Linked DNA regions of Homo sapiens: region 2 is linked to region 1. A link is a loop called in an ENCODE intact Hi-C map of the cell type or tissue named here. Cell type or tissue: dorsolateral prefrontal cortex. All regions are shown on one strand.

What was found. Hi-C counts contacts between places; a loop is a spot of excess contacts. Peaks named below come from ENCODE experiments on the same cell type or tissue, not always from the same donor. Only the 100,000 strongest peaks of a DNase experiment are listed, where the experiment ranks them.
Region 2: a loop joins it to region 1, with 6 times the contacts of the local background. A loop is called at or near these places in 18 of 110 quality-filtered maps.

What each region holds. Positions count from the first base shown.
Region 1 is chr17:73,366,325-73,374,324 of GRCh38, reverse strand. It overlaps SDK2 (sidekick cell adhesion molecule 2), which reads left to right. Exons shown (of 45, transcript NM_001144952.2): 37 at 5,732-5,918. Among named protein-coding and RNA genes, the nearest start is that of CDC42EP4, 58 kb to the right of the region's middle. In dorsolateral prefrontal cortex, CTCF peaks have their summits at 4,036 and 4,240 (motif pointing right); DNase peaks (open chromatin) are centred at 4,284, 4,880 and 7,723; H3K4me3 peaks cover 347 bases; H3K27ac peaks cover 2,199 bases.
Region 2 is chr17:72,553,162-72,561,161 of GRCh38, reverse strand. All of the region lies in intron 1 of LINC00673 (long intergenic non-protein coding RNA 673), which reads left to right. Among named protein-coding and RNA genes, the nearest start is that of LINC00673, 36 kb to the left of the region's middle. RefSeq lists an enhancer at 3,883-4,383. In dorsolateral prefrontal cortex, CTCF peaks have their summits at 759 (motif pointing left) and 4,050 (motif pointing left); DNase peaks (open chromatin) are centred at 21, 731 and 4,021; H3K4me3 peaks cover 646 bases; H3K27me3 peaks cover 1,951 bases.

The DNA.
Region 1 (8,000 bases):
GAGACGTCTGTTGGACATTCGAGGGGAGACAGAACAGAGTCAGAGATGCATGTCTGGAGTTCAAGAGAGAAGGATCAAACCAGAGATGTGAATTATAGAGTCCTCGGCATATAGATGGTACTGAAAGCTAGAGATTAGACAAGGAAAGATAAAGAACAAAAGAAGTCTACAAATTGAGCCCTGAAACCAAAAACTGAGTGATGTCTCAGAGCTCATGGGAAGAACATGCTTCCAGAAGGAGGGAGAACCTCTGGAATGGGAGAAATATTTGCAAACCATACATATGACCAGGGGTTAGTAGCCAAAATATGTAAGGAACTCATACAACAAAAGTGAAAGAAAATGGGGCAAAGGACCCAAATGGACATTTCTCAAAAGAAGATACATAGGCTGGGCACGGTGGCTCATGCCTGTAATCCCAGCACTTTGGGAAGCCAAGGTAGGCAGATCACCTGAGGTCAGTAGTTCGAGACCAGCCTGGCCAACATGGTGAAACCCCGTCTCTACTAAAAATACAAAAATTAGCTGGCCATGGCGGCAGGCACCTGGCTGAGGCAGGAGAATCGCTTGAACCCAGGAGGTGGAGGTTGCAGTGAACCCATATCATGCCACTGCAGTCTAGCCTGGGTGACAGAGCAAGACTCCAACTCAAAAAAAAAGAAAAAAGAAGATATATAAATGGTCAACAGGTATCTAAGAAGGTGTTCAACATCGCTCAGCATCAGGGAAATGCAAATCAAAACCACAGTGAGATATCCCATCACACCTGCAAGGATGGCTGTTATCAAAAAGTCTAGAGATAAGTGGTGGTAAGCGTATGGGGAAAAGGGAACCTTTGCACGCTGTTGGTGGGAACGTATATCAGTACAGCCATTATGGATAACGGTATGGAAGTTCCGCAGAAAATTAAAAATAGAACTCCAATGATCCAGCAATCCCACTACTGGGTATTTATCCAAAGGAATTGAAATGAGGCTCTTGAAGAGCTATCTGCAGGCCCATGTTAATTTCAGCATCATTCACAGTAGCCAAGATGTGGAAATAGCCTGAGTGTCTGTGAATGGATGAATGAATGAAGAAAATGTGGTTTATACACAGTGGAATACCATCCAGCCTTGAAGGAAATCCTGCTGTTTGCAACAACACGGATGAACCTGCAGGATATTATGCCAAATGAAATGTACCAAGCACAGAAAGACAAATACTGCATGACCTCGCGTATATGTGGAATCTAAAATAATCAAACTCATAGGAACAGAGAGTAGAACAGCGGTTGCCAGAGGCTGAGGGAGTGAGGGAAATAGGGAGAAGGTCCCAGGATACAGCGTTTCGGTGAAGCAGGCTGAATACGATCTAGATCTAATGTACAACATGGTGATGATAGTTAATGATACCGTATTGTACACTTGAAATTTGCTCAGAAGGTTCTCACCACAAAAAGATGATGAACATGTTAATTAGCTTGATTGTGGTAATCATTTCATAATGCATGTGTATATCAGAACACCATGTTGTATACCTTAAACACATACAGTTTTTTGGGGTTTTTTTGTTTTTTGATTTTTTTGTTTGTTTGTTTTTTTCGAGACAGAGTCTCACTCTGTCACCCAGGCTGGAGTGCAGTGGTGTGATCTCCACTCACTGCAACCTCTGCCTCCTAGGTTCAAGGGATTGTCCTGTCTCAGCCTCCCGAGTAGCTGGGATTACAGGCACCCACCACCATGCCCGGCTATATATAGATCTTAGATTGTCAATTATACCTCAATAAAGCTGAAAAAAGAAATGAAAGGGCAGAGAATTGGGCATAGTAAATGGCAGGTTCGTGATTATAATGGTGCACTCCCATGCTTGCCCCTGTCCACATAAGGCATTTATTCATCCAGCAGATATTGATTGAGGACCATGGATGTGCCAGCCATGATTCTAGGTGTTTGGGTCCCAAGGGGGCCACATGGACCGAGATGCCTGCCCGCTGGAGCCTGCATTCTGGCAGACTCCTGGTTACCCATCAATGTGCCCCATGCAGCTCAGCAGTGTGCCCCATGGGAACCAGGATCTGGGCTCAGTCCCTTTATGTCCTTTGCACGCGTGTCAGTCCCTCTCACTGTGAATCATCAGCTAACAAAGGTCCGCAGAATGCAGCGCTCACAAACAAGATGCACCTGCCGGAGTGCCTGGTTTGTGAAGACAGCTGTCCCTGGGTTCTAGGCCCCGACCCACTCCTCACCCAAGAGCATGACTGCAGCCATTGGCCCTTCCTCTCCTCCACCTCCCCAGTGGATAGCTCCCACGGGCAGGGCAGAAAAGCATTCTGAGATATGTTTCCTCTTTTTATGCCTTTTCCTGACCTCACTTTTTTTTTTTTTTAACGGACTCTCGCTCCGTTGCCCAGGCTGGAGTGCAGTGGTGCTATCTCAGCTCACTGCAGCCTCCACCTCTCGGGTTCAAGTGATTCTCCTGCCTCAGCCTCCTGAGTAGCTGGGATTACAGGCATCCGCCACCATGCCCGGCTAATTTTTGTATTTTTAGTAGAGATAGAGTTTCGCCATGTTGGCCAGGCTGGTCTCAAACTCCTGACCTCAGGTGATCCACCTGCCTCAGCCTTCCAAAGTGCTGGGATTACAGGTGTGAGCCACCGCACCTGGCCTGACCTCACATTTTCTTCCAGTTGTCACCCATTTCTTTGGCCCCTTTACAGCAGAATTCCTCAAAAGAATCTTCTGTACTCACTCCCTCCGATTCCTCTGCTCTCTTTCTCCCTTGAACTCGCTCCAAATAGGTTCTCATCCCCGCCACCCCACCGAAGCTCTTCCTGCCAAAGTTGTTAATAATTCCCATGTTGCTCATATCGAGTCAAACCACAGGCTTATCCTGCCTGACTCAGCAGCTGTGTTTGACACATGGATCTCTCCTTCCTCTCAAAATGCTTGCTTTCCTCAGCTTCCCTCGCTAGCTCTTCCTCCCCACCAACCACTGAATGCTGGAGGCCCCCAGGGATCAATCCACAGCCCTCTTCTCTACCTAAGAGAATCCATTCATTCTCCCAGTGTGCACTCACGGAAGACCACCTGTGTGCTAATAATGGCAAACTTTTAGCATCAGCCATGACCTTTCCAAATCCAACAGGAACTTTGTTAACTGTTGTACCCCCATTAGTATGAATGCATGAGTGAATGAATGATTTCATACATGACTGCCTCTGCTTTCATTCATCTATCCATATGAGAAGAATCTGCTTTTCGTTATTTTTATGTTATTTTAGAGATGGAGTCTTGTTCTGTTGCCCAGGCTGGAGTGCAGTGGTGTGATCTCAGCTCACTGCAACCTTCACCTCCCGGGTTCCAGCCATCCTCCTGCCTCAGCCTCCCAAGTAGCTGGAACTGCAGGTGCACACCACCACTCCTGGCTAATTTTTGTGTTTTTAGTAGAGACAGGGGTCTTGCCATGTTGCCCAGGCTGGTCTTGAACTCATGGGCACAGGCGATTCCCCTCTCTCAGCTTCCCAAGTGCTAGGATTACAGGTGTGAGCCGCTGCACCCGGCCCTCTCCCCCTTTCTAAAAAAGAAATCACTACAAAAGAAATCCCCATCTCTACGAAAGAAATAGCCAGGTGTGGTAGCACTCATGTAGTCAGAGCTACCTGGGGGGCTGAGGCGGGAGGATTGCTTGAACCTGGAGGTCAAGGTTACAGTGAGCCAAGATCATGCCACTGCACCCCAGTCTGCGTGACAAAATGAGACCCTGTCTTGAAATAAAATAAAATAAAATAAAATGGGAGAGAGGGCCGGGCACAGTGGCTCACACCTGTAATCTCAGCACTTTGGGAAGCCAAGGTGGTTGGATCGCTTGAGCCCAGGAGTTCAAGACCAGCCTGGGAAACATGGCAAGACCCCGTCTCTACAAAAAATTAAAAACTTAGCTGGGTGTGGTGGTGCACACCTGTAGTCCTGGCCACTCAGGAGGCTGAGGTGGGAGGATGGCTTGAGCCCAGGTGGTTGAGGCTGCAGTGAGCTGTGATCGTGCCACTGCACTCCAGCCTGGGCAACAGAGTGAGGCCTGTCTCAAATAAAAAAATAATAATAAAGGGGGAGAGGGATTGGAGAAAAGCAAGGATTTCATGGTAACAAGATGTCCTAACTGCCACCCATACATGCCAGTGGGGACACTTTTATTAGCTCTTTCTCACTTTATGGGCTTCCTCCAGGGAAATGAGAAATTGAAAAGCCGGTGACATGCAGAAACCTCATTGGCCAGCAGGGGGCGCCAAATGACCTCCAATTTTGCACGTGGCTGGGCCCAGCTGGCCGCTATCTGGATGGCCTCAGTCCTGGAACTAGCAGAAGTGTTAACCTGTGCTACAGAGGAAATGATTGAAAACAATGGCTGGGCTTGGTGGTTCGCGCCTGTAACCCCAGCACTTTGGGAGGCCGAGGCGGGCGGATCACAAGGTCAGGAGATCTAGACCATCCTGGCTAACACGGTGAAATCCCGTCTCTACTAAAAATCCAAAAATTAGCCGGGCGTGGTGGCGGGTGCCTGTGTCCCAGCTACTCGGGAGGCTGAGGCAGGAGAATGGCGTGAACCCGTGAGGCGGAGCAAGATCGCACCACAGCACTCCAGCCTGTGTGACAGTGCGAGACTCCATCTCAAAAAACAGAAAGGAAGAGAAAACACCAGGGAGCATCTGTTGTGTTCCTGGCCTAAAGCCTTCTGCAGCCACGGGGTTCCTTAGGAAACTGGCCAAGTACCTGGGTGAAACCCTTAGAACCTGCACCCCTCACACGGACCCCAGGAAGTACGTGTCCTTAACCTCACTGAATGTACGACAAAACTGCAGCTCTGGGAAGTCAGCTGGCCAGGTCCCGCTGCTGTATGCGGTGCAGCTGGGATTCAGCCTCCCGCTGCCCGCCGTCTTGGCCGAGGCCTTCCTCTGCAGCGGGCCTTGTTCCTGTTAACCAGCAGCTGCTGGTGCAGCGGGCCCGGGGTGGCCCTGAGACTCTGCATCCCTCACCAGCTCCCAGGTGACATGAGGCCACCAGCACTTGCACCACACTCTGTCTGGATAGACTCCACACTGCCTTATCTCCCCAGCTCAGCCTCCCGTAGGACGGATTTGCTTTATTCCTCCAGGAACTGTACTAAGTGCTGATGTGCCAGCGCTATGGTAAATCCTCCAGGCATGGCGGGAAACACAGACACTTGGGGGCCATGCCCTGGAGTTTACTGTCTGGCAGAGACCAGGGTCTTGGCTGTGAAAAGGAAGGTTCCAGAAAGGTTTCTAAAACAGTTCTTAAATTCTTTTTTTTTTTTTTTGAGATGGAGTCTTGCTCTGTCACCCAGGCTGGAGTACAGTGGCGTGATCTCAGCTCACTGCAACCTCCACCTCCCAGGTTCAAGTGATTTTCCTGCCTCAGCCTCCAGAGTAGCTGGGACTACAGGCACTTGCCACCATGCCCGGCTGATTTTTTTGTATTTCCAGTAGAAACGGGGATTCACCATGTTGGCCAGGCTAGTCTTGAACTCCTGGCCTCAAGTGATCCACCCACCTCTGCCTCCCAAAGTGCTGGGATTACAGGTGTGAGCCACCGCACCCGGCCTCTTAAAGACTTCTCCGCTGTTTCCCAGGTGACTCACAGCAATGAAGGTGTCTCTGAGACTACAGGTCAGCAGGGACAGGAGGGACTCTCATTGCCCCTGTCCCCCTCACTCCCACATCCTTCTGTTCCCACAGATTTATTTCTGGGAAGCCCAGCGGGGGAACCTCACAGAGCGAGTGAAGACGCTTTTCCTGGCTGAGAACAGCGTGAAGCTCAAGAACTTGACTGGCTACACGGCCTACATGGTCAGCGTGGCCGCCTTCAACGCCGCTGGGGATGGGCCTCGGAGCACCCCCACCCAAGGCCAGACCCAGCAAGCAGGTGGGAGAGGGGGCCCTGAGGAGGGGAGGGGTAGGTCGGCCACGGGGGGTTGCAAGAGGACCTACCTGGCATCCGGGCTCTTGGCAGGCATGGGGGCAGCTGCCTTATCCGCCTGAGGATCTGGTCGTGGTACCCAGGTCCCCAGAGACACCCTCCCAAGTGGGAGAGCCCATTCTCAGAAAAGAGAAGCTGTCCCCATAAAGCCTTGAGAAACCCCCACACCTCATCCCTGTCCTCCCCACCGTTTGCCCCGCCTTGCAGACGGACAGTCAGCACCCCCAGCCCCTCCCAGCCAGCCTACTTCTGCTCCCTGCCTTCTTCCCACCTGCCTTCCCTCTGTCTCTCTGGCTTTGTTCATTCCACAAATACTGAGTGTCTTATGAGCCCGTGCCATGCTAGATGCTAGGGACACAACAGTGAGACCAGCAAGGTCCCCACCCTAGTGCGGGGGACAGATCATAAGCAAGTTGATGAAGTAAATGCAGACGGGGGTCAGCACAGGTGACCTAAGAGTGAGGCAGGAGTGGGTGGATGGCTCTGGATAGGCTCACCCACAAAGCCCTCCCTGAGGAGGTGAGATTTGAATGAGAAGAGGCCGGCAGGGGCCAGGCATGGTGGCTCACGCCTGTAATCCCAGCACTTTGGGAAGCCAAGGCAGGTGGATCACCTGAGGTCAGGAGTTTAAGACCAGCCTGGCCAACATGGTGACACCCTGTCTCTACTAAAAATATAAAAAATTATCCAGGCATGGTGGTACGTGCCTGTAATCCCAGCTACTTGGGAGGCTGAGGCAGGAGAATCACTTGAACCCGGGAGGTGGAGGTTGCAGTGAGCCGAGATTGTGCTACTGCTGCACTCTAGCCTGGGTGACAGAGTAAGACTCTGTCCCAAAAAAAAAAAAGACAAGAGGCCAGCCATGAGATGCTCTCAGGAGGTGGCAGAGGGTGCTGGGGGCTCCAGGCAGAGGGAACCGCAGGTGCTAAGGCCTAGGGGCTGGAGAGGAACCCGGGAACGCAGAGAAAGCCAGGTGGCTTGCAGGAAAATGGGGCGAGAGCTCAGGCTGGGGGATTGGGATTGGGATTAATTATAAGTACAATGGACCACACATGGTATCTCACACCTGTAATCCCAGCACTTTGGGAGGCCGAGGTGGGTGGATCATTTGAGGTCAGGAGTTCAAGACCAGCCTGGCCAACATGATGAAACCCTATCTGTACTTAAAAAACTACAAAAATTAGCTGGGCATGGTGGTGCACCCTTCTCCAATCCCAGCTACTCAGGAGGCTGAGGCAGGAGAATCGCTTGAACCTGGGAGGTGGAGGTTGCAGTGAGCTGAGATTGTACCACTGCACTCCAGCCTGGGTGACAGAGCAATAATCTGTCTTAAAAAATAAAAAAATTTAAAAAGTATGCTGGGAAGCCATGGGAGGGCTTGAGCAGTTGAGCAACAGGGTCTGGTTTACATTTAGAGAAAAGTGCTCCGGCTGCTGTGCAGAAGATGGCCTGGTGGAGGGGAGAGAGTAGAGGCAGGGAGGGGAGATCGGGAGGCTGAAGGGTGGCGGGTGCAGAGGAGAGGGCGCTGGTGAGAATCCTGCTGCCTGTGTGCAGAGCGAGCCTGGTAGTCAGGCACTGTCACACTTAACCCTCCCAGAAGCCCCGTGGACAGGCAGGGCAGGCAGCACCCTCATCTCACGATGAGCCGGGGTCACCCAGGAAGTTATACTACTTGTCCAGGGTTGCCCAGCTGGTCACTGGGGCAGCAGAGGCTGGAACCCAGGATTTCTGAGAGAACCAAGTGTTCTGTCCTCGTGGACTGGAATACTGGCCTTTTGCCCCGGCCTCCCTTGAGCATCTTGTTCAACCTGCTGCTTCCTATGCTGTCAGTGACATGTGGCTTTTAAAGAGCTGCAGAGGGCACACCTGTGGCATCAGTTCCTCATTATGACCCTCTCTGGGGACAAGCCCTGGCTCCAGGGAACCCTTTCCCTCCACTACCCCCAGGGTCTGACGGTGGCCAGAATGAGCGTGAGCTGCTGAATATACAAGTCTGTCCGTCCGCCTCCTGTCCCGGCCACTCTTTTG
Region 2 (8,000 bases), 810 kb after region 1:
TTACGGGAAGAACCGGCAGGAGGCGCCGGGAAACTAAAGGGCTCCAGCTCTCTGAGTGGTGGCTTTGCCATTGTGGCTGTGCGAGCTCAGCCTCCTGGAAACCCGCCCTGAGCTTGGTTAACAGCATTCACTCCAGGTTTAGCCCAGCTCCAGGTTATCGCAGGCAGGACTCCCGAGAACAGGTTCATGTTTGCTTTTTGGGAGGTGCTGCGCTAAAGTGGAAAACCACCCTGGGCCGAGTGGGACCTCCCCAGCTGGGCGGCTGTTAACCAGCCAGGATGTCTGACCCTGAGAAGTCACCGTGCACTCTTGGGACTCATTTTTCTCATCAGCAGGATGGGGTGATGGAGCTGGCCTTACTGGGTGCTGGGGATGATATAAAGAGGTGGCGTGTGCATGTCTGTGTGTCTGTGTGTGGGCGAACATGTTTGGTAAGTGATAGGCTCTGCACACGTGCACGGCACCATCATGGTTCCCTCCCTGCAGCACTTGGCACGCAGTGGGGGCTCAGAGCACAGGCCGACTGATGGCCTGGGGTTGCAGCCCTGCTCCGTGTGTCCCTGGGCACTTGCTTACTGACCACCCCACAGGTGAACACGGGCAGGTGGGTGTTTGGAGGTGTGAGGCTGAGGAGGGTCTGGATCTTGCAGCTCTTGCAGCCTGGATAGTTATGGGGTCTGGAGGGGGCTTTTATTGCGCCTGGTGCTTCCTGCTCAGGGCCAAGTCTGGGGCTGCCTGACTCTTGGGCTCTGGTGCCCTCTAGTGTTCAGGTTATATTATTGCAGGTGCAGGCCATGTACACATTTACCAGCAGCCTAACTGGGTCTCCCTTCTCTCACCCCAATCCGACATGGATGGAAATAGCTTTAGAAAACTCACATGTCTTTGGCAGACTATTGAACATACCTGGTCTATCGCCAAAAGGACTTAAGGCATTTAATTTAAAATGTTATTTTCATAAGTAAAGGAAATAAAGGCTGGGCGCGGTGGCTCATGGCTGTAATTCCAACACGTTGGGAGGCCCAGGTAGGAGGATCCCCTGAGCCCACAAGTTTGAGACCAGCCTGGGCAGCATAGTGAGGCCCTATCTTTTCAAAAAACAAATTAGCCGGCTTGATGGTCCCGGCTACTTCAGAGACTGAGCTGGGAGTTTGAAGCTACAGTGAGCTGCGATCACGCCACTGCACTCCGGCCTGGGTGACAGAACAAGACCCTGTATCTAAAAAAATAAAAATAAATAAAGGAAGGAAAAATAAGATAAAAGCCACGGGGAAAGCTGGGATAAAATATTCTGCTCTAATCCCTATATAATTGCTAGGGGTGGCAGGGCTATGGTCCGGTGTAGGCTAGTACTTTCTGGGTCAGCTCTATCAATTCTTATTAGGTGAAGTTATCCACGGGCTGCCACTGTGCAGAGAGATGCGTGGGCTCCCCAGGAATGCTCTGTGGTGGACGCATCCTCTTCCCACAGGAAATTCTGAGCTTCAAGGATCTTCTAGGTTCTTTCCCCGCCACTTTCTACTAAGGAGGCCTGTGACATAAATACAAAAGTGCAGGTCTGGGCTGGGTGCGCTGGCTCACGCCTGTAATCCCAGCACTTTGGGAGGCTGAGGTGGGAGGATCACCTGAGGTCAGGAGTTCGAGACCAGCCTGGCCAACATGGTGAAACCCTGTCTCTACTAAAAATACAAAAAATTAGCTGGGCGTGGCGACAGGCTCTGTAATCCCAGCTACTCGGGAGGCTGAGGGAGGAGAATCCCTTGGACCCGGGAGGTGGAGGTTGCAGTGAGCCGAGAGATCATGTCATTGCACTCCAGCCTGGGCAACGAGAGTGAAACTCTGTCTCAGAAAAACAAAAAACGAAAAACAGCAGGTCTGTAAAGGTCACTCTGAGGAAGGCCAGAACAGTGCAGTGGCTGCTGGGTTTGATGAACCGTACTCCTCAGAGCATCTAGGCCCGTGGTTTTTCAGCTGGAGCTCATCTGAGCCCCTGTGGGGGGCTGTTTAGGACACAGATGGCTGGTCCCACCCGCAATGTTCCTGATTCAGTTGCTCTGGTGCAGGGCCTGAGAACCTGCATTTCTTGTAAGCTCCCTGTTGATGCAGATGCTGCTGGTCAGGGGACCCTTGCTCTAGACTCCTGGGACTCCTGCTCTAGGACCCCTGCTTTCTGGAGCCCTGGTCTAGAAAGAACGGATTGAACCCTGGTTTTTCTCTCTCCCTCCATGAAGTGCGTGTTGGCAGTGGAGCTTTTGGTGACGATGAGCTGGCACAATGTGGGGAGTTCTGCTCTGCCAGCCCCCTGGAAGGCAGCTCTTCTGTACAGGTCGTAAAGGCTGGCACCTTCTAGGGAAAATCCGGGGACTCATGGGTGCCACCCTTTCCTGGGAGGCTCCATCACCCTCCTATGCTACAACATGACTGTTTCCAGAAAACACTTGAGTCTGTCTCATATAAACACTTGAGGGCCTACAGGAATAGCATGCTCTGCTGGAGTGTGCAAGTCCTCTGTCATTATAGGGCTGTCACATTTTAGCCTAGAGAAGGTTTTTAAGGCAGTAGATCCTGAACATTCACTTTGACCATTGGAAAAACCAAACTCTCAGGAACGGAGAGAGAAAACATTGCAGCTTTGCCCACATGACTTTCCTAGCGGATCCTTTGAGGTCTGGGTGCCCTCAAGTCCTCCCTAGGTAACAAGATGGCCCACTATGGTGGATTCTTGGAAACCAGTTAGAGGTGGAGAGCATCTCCCATGAATCGAGTCTGTAGTTTGGAGGAATCTCTAGTCTTTTCTTTCGTAGCCTGAGTAGATAGCAGGGCACCTGTTCATTAGGACCTCTTCTAGGCTTGTCATGGTAAGCCCGTGTTGTCTTCATATACAAGAATTGTATTCTGTTGAATACAGAGGACTGGGGGCAGGGTAAATACACTCCCTCAAGGGGTAGAAACAACAGCAAAAAGTGCCAGACATTGATGAGGCTCTGATTCAAGTGACTTTCAGCTATACATTTAAAAATCCAGTGGGCTTAGCCCTGCTCCTGTCTCTAGGCCCTAGGTGGGGAAAGTGAGGACCACAGCTAAGCCACCTGCCCAAGGTCACATAAATGGTAAGTAACAGAGCTGGGATTCAAACCCAGGTAGTAGGGATTACAGGCTGGAGCATCTGAGGTTTAAAAGGTGGGAGACCAGGACCCAGGTCTGTTACCCACACTGGAAATTGTTAGCATGCTTGTCAAGGCCTGTAGCCCCTGACTCCCCTAGGTGAATGTCAGGATCCCTCCCAGGAGTATGTGTGTGAGAGAGTGTATGTGAGTGTGTCTGAGTGTATGTGTGAGTGTGCATATCTGGTGTGTGTGTGTCTGTATGTCTGTGTATGAGTGTGTGGGTGTGTATCTTGGTGTATGAGTGTGTGTGCCTGGGTGTGTATATGAGTGTGAGTGTGCATAAGTGTGTGGGTGTGTGTATGATTGTGTATATCTGGGTTTCTGCCTGTGTGTGTATGAGTGTGTGTGTGCGCGTCTGAGTCTTGTGCGTCTCTGTGTGTCTGGGTGTATGAGTGTGTATATGTTGTGTGTGTCTGCGTTATGTGTGTCTGTGTTGTGTGCGTGTTTGGGCGTGTGTCTGAGTGTGTGTTGTGTGTCTCTGGGGAGGGGTGTGTGTGTGTGAGAATGTGTGTGGTGTGTGTGTGTCTGGGTGTGTGTGGTATGTGTGGGTGTGTGTGTGAGTGGGTGTGTGAGTGTGTGTGTGTTGTGTGCGTGCCTGGGGGTGTGGTCCTATGTAAAGAGCTCTGCCGGTTTCTGCCAAAGGCCGGCGAAGGCACAATCTGCATTGTTCCTAACAGATAGACCTCCAGAGTTATAACGGTGCTTGAGGGAAGTGGCTCGCTTCTGTCCTCACAAAAATCGTGGCCAGGGCAAAGGCATTAACTCCTTATAACCAGCTGTGCCCAGCAGGGAAGTCAGGCGAAGAGCAGCACCTGAGCTCAGGCAGCTCCTCTGGGCCCGCGGGCATCTCTCCTGGATATTGCTGGGGTCTGTCGCCACCTCGTGGTTATTCCGTGTATCGGCTTTCAAATGAAGCTCTCACTCCAGCATCTGGGACCATGGACCCATGGACAGAGACCCCTCCCGGAGGGTCTTGTGTCTTGCAGGGCACTGGGGCCTGATAGAAAGAGGTGGTCGCTCTCTACGGTTCCAGTCTCGGAGGGGCACAGTGGGGCGTGTGGGAAAGAACATGGGCTTTGGAGCCAGCGCCGGATCAGGTGCACACATGAATGTGACTGTCAAGCGACTGAAGCGCTCTCATTGCTGGTTTTCCATTCACGGGGAGGCTCCTGTTCATGGCGTTTTGTGAATTAGCGACAGTAAAGCACCTGGCACCGGGTAGCTGCTCTAATTCTAAAAATTAGGGGCAGGACGCAGCTGCCTATCGCCCGTAAACTGTATACAGCTTTGTGACATCATCCCATTGTATGACACAGGTTGCGTTATTGAAGATTTCCACACATTATCCACTTTCTGGAATACTTTTGGATTTACGGAAAAGTTTACAGAAAATACATTTACAGAAAATGAGTTCCTGGGCTGGGCGCGGTGGCTCACGCCTGTAATCCCAGCACTTTGGGAGGCCGAGGTGGGTGGATCACGAGGTCAGGAGTTCGAGACCAGCCTGGCCAACATGGTGAAACCCCTGTCTCTACTAAAAATACAAAAATTAGCTGGGCGTGGTGGTGGATGCCTGTAATCCCGGCTACTCAGGAGGCTGAGGCAGAGAATTGCTTGAACCCGGGAGGCAGAGGTTGCAGTGAGCCGAGATCGTGCCACTGCACTCCAGCCTGGGCGACAGAGCAAGACTCCGTCTCAAAATAATAATAATAATAATAGGAGTTCTGATATATCTCTCACCCAGTTTCTCTTGGTATTAACATCTTCATACTATGTTATATGCATACAACAAGCATGTCAACATCATCATAGTGCGTTTATCAATGCTAAGAAATTAACATTGGAAGCATGCTATTAACCATAGAGTTGGTCTCTGTTGATTAGTTTTTCCACTAATATCCTTTTCCTGTTCAAGGATCCAGTCTGGATTCCACATTGTATTTAGTCTTTTCTGCTCTGTGATGTTTCCCTCAGTCTTTTCTTGTTTTTAGTGACGTTGACAATTTTAGAGAATGCTAGTCATGTATTTTGAAGGATGTTCTTCCATTTGGTTTTGTCTGACGTTTTCTCATAATAAACTGGGGTTTCAGGGAGAATACAGCAGTGAAGTGTTCTCATTGCATCAAATCAGTGGGTACGTGACGTCAACAGCGTTCATCACTGGTGATCTTGACCTTGATCACTGGTCTAAGGTGGTGTCCGCCAGTTTTCTTCACTGTGCATTTGCTGTTTTTCCCTTTCTGTACCCTTCATTAGAAGAGAGTCACCAAGTCCAGCCCCTTTATATCAATAGGAGGGGACATAAGCTCAATTTCCTGGAGGGGGAAGTGTCCAAATACACTATTTGGAGTTCTTCTATCAGGACATTTTGTCCCATCTCCCTCGTTTATTTATTTATTCATTCACTCACTCATTTATATCAGTATGGGCTCATGGATACCTATGAAAGTGCATTTTCCTTGTCTTGGTCCTGGAACAATTTTTTTCATGCTTGGAAAGATATTTCCTAGTTTGAGTTTGAGGTGTTGAGTGAATAGTCCTTTGTCATTTCTTTTGGCTCTGCGTTTTTGGAGCCTGTAACAATGAGTATGTTGAATTGCTCGCCTGGTTTTGGGCTAACTGGGGGTCTTGGGTATGGTGAGAACTAGGTTTTGTGGTGAGGCTGCATCAGGGCTGTGTCTGTGGTCGGCCACGGTGATACCTGTGAGCACTTGTCACTGTCTCCTTTGCGAGAAGCAGCTGGGCTTGGCCTCCAACCTGGCGTGGAAATCCTGGTGCTGCCACCCTCAGTGTTCCTTTGGGTGAATCAGTGCCCCGCCCCCAGCTTCATCATCTGTAAAGTATTGATTCTCACCTTGACAAGGTGGAGGTCATGCGTGTATTCTCCCAGGCAGAGGTCTTTATCAGTACTTAGCCGTCAGAATGATCTGTAAGGTGAGTACAGCCACTGATATCTTCAACTGCTCAGTACCATCTCCAAGGTCATGGCCAGGGCATGGTGGGTTTGGATCTGGACCATCTGGATCTCACACGGTTCAGCCCAAATGATTTCTGTGGTGTCTGTAATCGTGGTGTCTTGTGAGGACTGATGACCCCAGACGTGCAGGGCCACCCTTATCCCTTCCCCTCCCCTTCTCCTGTCTTCTCAGCACCCCCAGGGTTACATGGCGGTCAGGCTGAGAGGCAGGGGTGACAGGATGGGGTGGGAGAGCTCCAGAAGGGTCGGAGACCTCACTCTGGTAACTGTCATTCTCTAGGGTCTGGGAATTGGTCTTGGAGGTGCTGACTCATCAGAATTGGAGATGCCCAGGCTCTCTGATGACAGATGGCTCTGGAGGAGCACAGGAGGGGTGCACCCATCAGATGTTGATGTCTCTTTCCAGCCGCCCTTCTTCAAGGGGGTACTGCCAGGAGCCTCTGGCTGAGGCACCTGCGTCCTGGTTTCAAGGCATCCAGGGGGTCACTTGATGATCTGGGCTGTTGCCTGCTGAGCGTGGGATTCGAGATTAGAGGAGGTGGCTCTAGTCTCTGAGTGTCAGCGTCTTCCTCCTGGATGGAGCTGACTGCACACTGCCCTGGTTTGCTCTTGGAATCTGGGGCGAGTGTGAGGGTGTGTGTGTGTGCATGTGTGCCCAGGTGTTTGAGCATGTGGATGGGTGCACGTGTGGGGTATGTGCATGGGGTGTGTGCAGGTGTGTGTGTGCATGTGTGCCCAGGTGTTTGAGCATGTAGATGGGTGCACGTGTGGGGTATGTGCATGGGGTGTGTGCACGTGTGTGTGTGCGCCCAGGTGTATGAGCGTGTGGATGGGTGCACGTATAGAATGTGTAAATGAAATGTGTGCATATGTGTGTGTGTATGTGTGCCCAGGTGTATGTGTGGATGGGTGTGTGTGGGATGTGTGCATGGGTGTGTGTGTGTGTGCATGTGTGACCAGGTATATGAGTGGATGGGTGTGTGTGGGGTGTGTGCATGGGGTGTGTGCACGTGTGTGTGTGTGTGTGCCCAGGTGTATGAGTGGATAGGTACACGTGTGGGATGTGTGCACATGTGTGAATGTGTGCCCAGGTGTATGAATGTGTTGATGGGTGTATGGGAATGTGTACATGAAATGTGTGCGTATGTGTGTGCATGTGTGCCCAGGTGTATGACTGTGTGGATAAATGTGTGGGATGTGTCCATGGGGTGTATGCGCGCGTGTGTGTGCGTGTGTGCCCAGGTATGAGTGTGTGGATGGGTGCACGTGTGGGGCGTGTGCACATGTGTGAGTGTGTGTGCCCAGGTGGATGAGTGTGTGGATAGGTGCATGTGTGGGATAGGTGCATGTGTGGGATAGGTGCATGTGTGGGATGTGTGCATGGAGTGTCTGCACGTGTGAGTGTGTGTGTGCCCAGGTGGATGAGTGTGTGGATGGGTGTGTGGGGGGTGTGCATGGGGTGCGTGCACATGTGTGAGCGTATGTGTGCCCAGGTGTATGAGTGTGTGGATAGGTGCATGTGTGGGATGTGTGCATGGAGTGTCTGCACATGTGTGAGTGTGTGTGCGCCCACGTGGATGAGTGTGTGGATGGGTGTGTGTGGGCTGTGCATGGGGTGTGTGCACATGTGTAACTAGATGTATGAGTGTGTACATGTGCACATGTGTGCGTGCATGTATCCACATTTGTGAGTTGTGTGCACAGAGGCTACTGCCTCCACAGGTGTCTTTTTCACATGCGTCAGCGTGACCTGCCAAGACTCACAGTTCCACGCGTCTGGGGGCGGGACTTTCTGTCTTTATCTGCTGGTTTAATGAGTTTGACTCCTTATAAGAAACACATTTTCTTATTTTTTT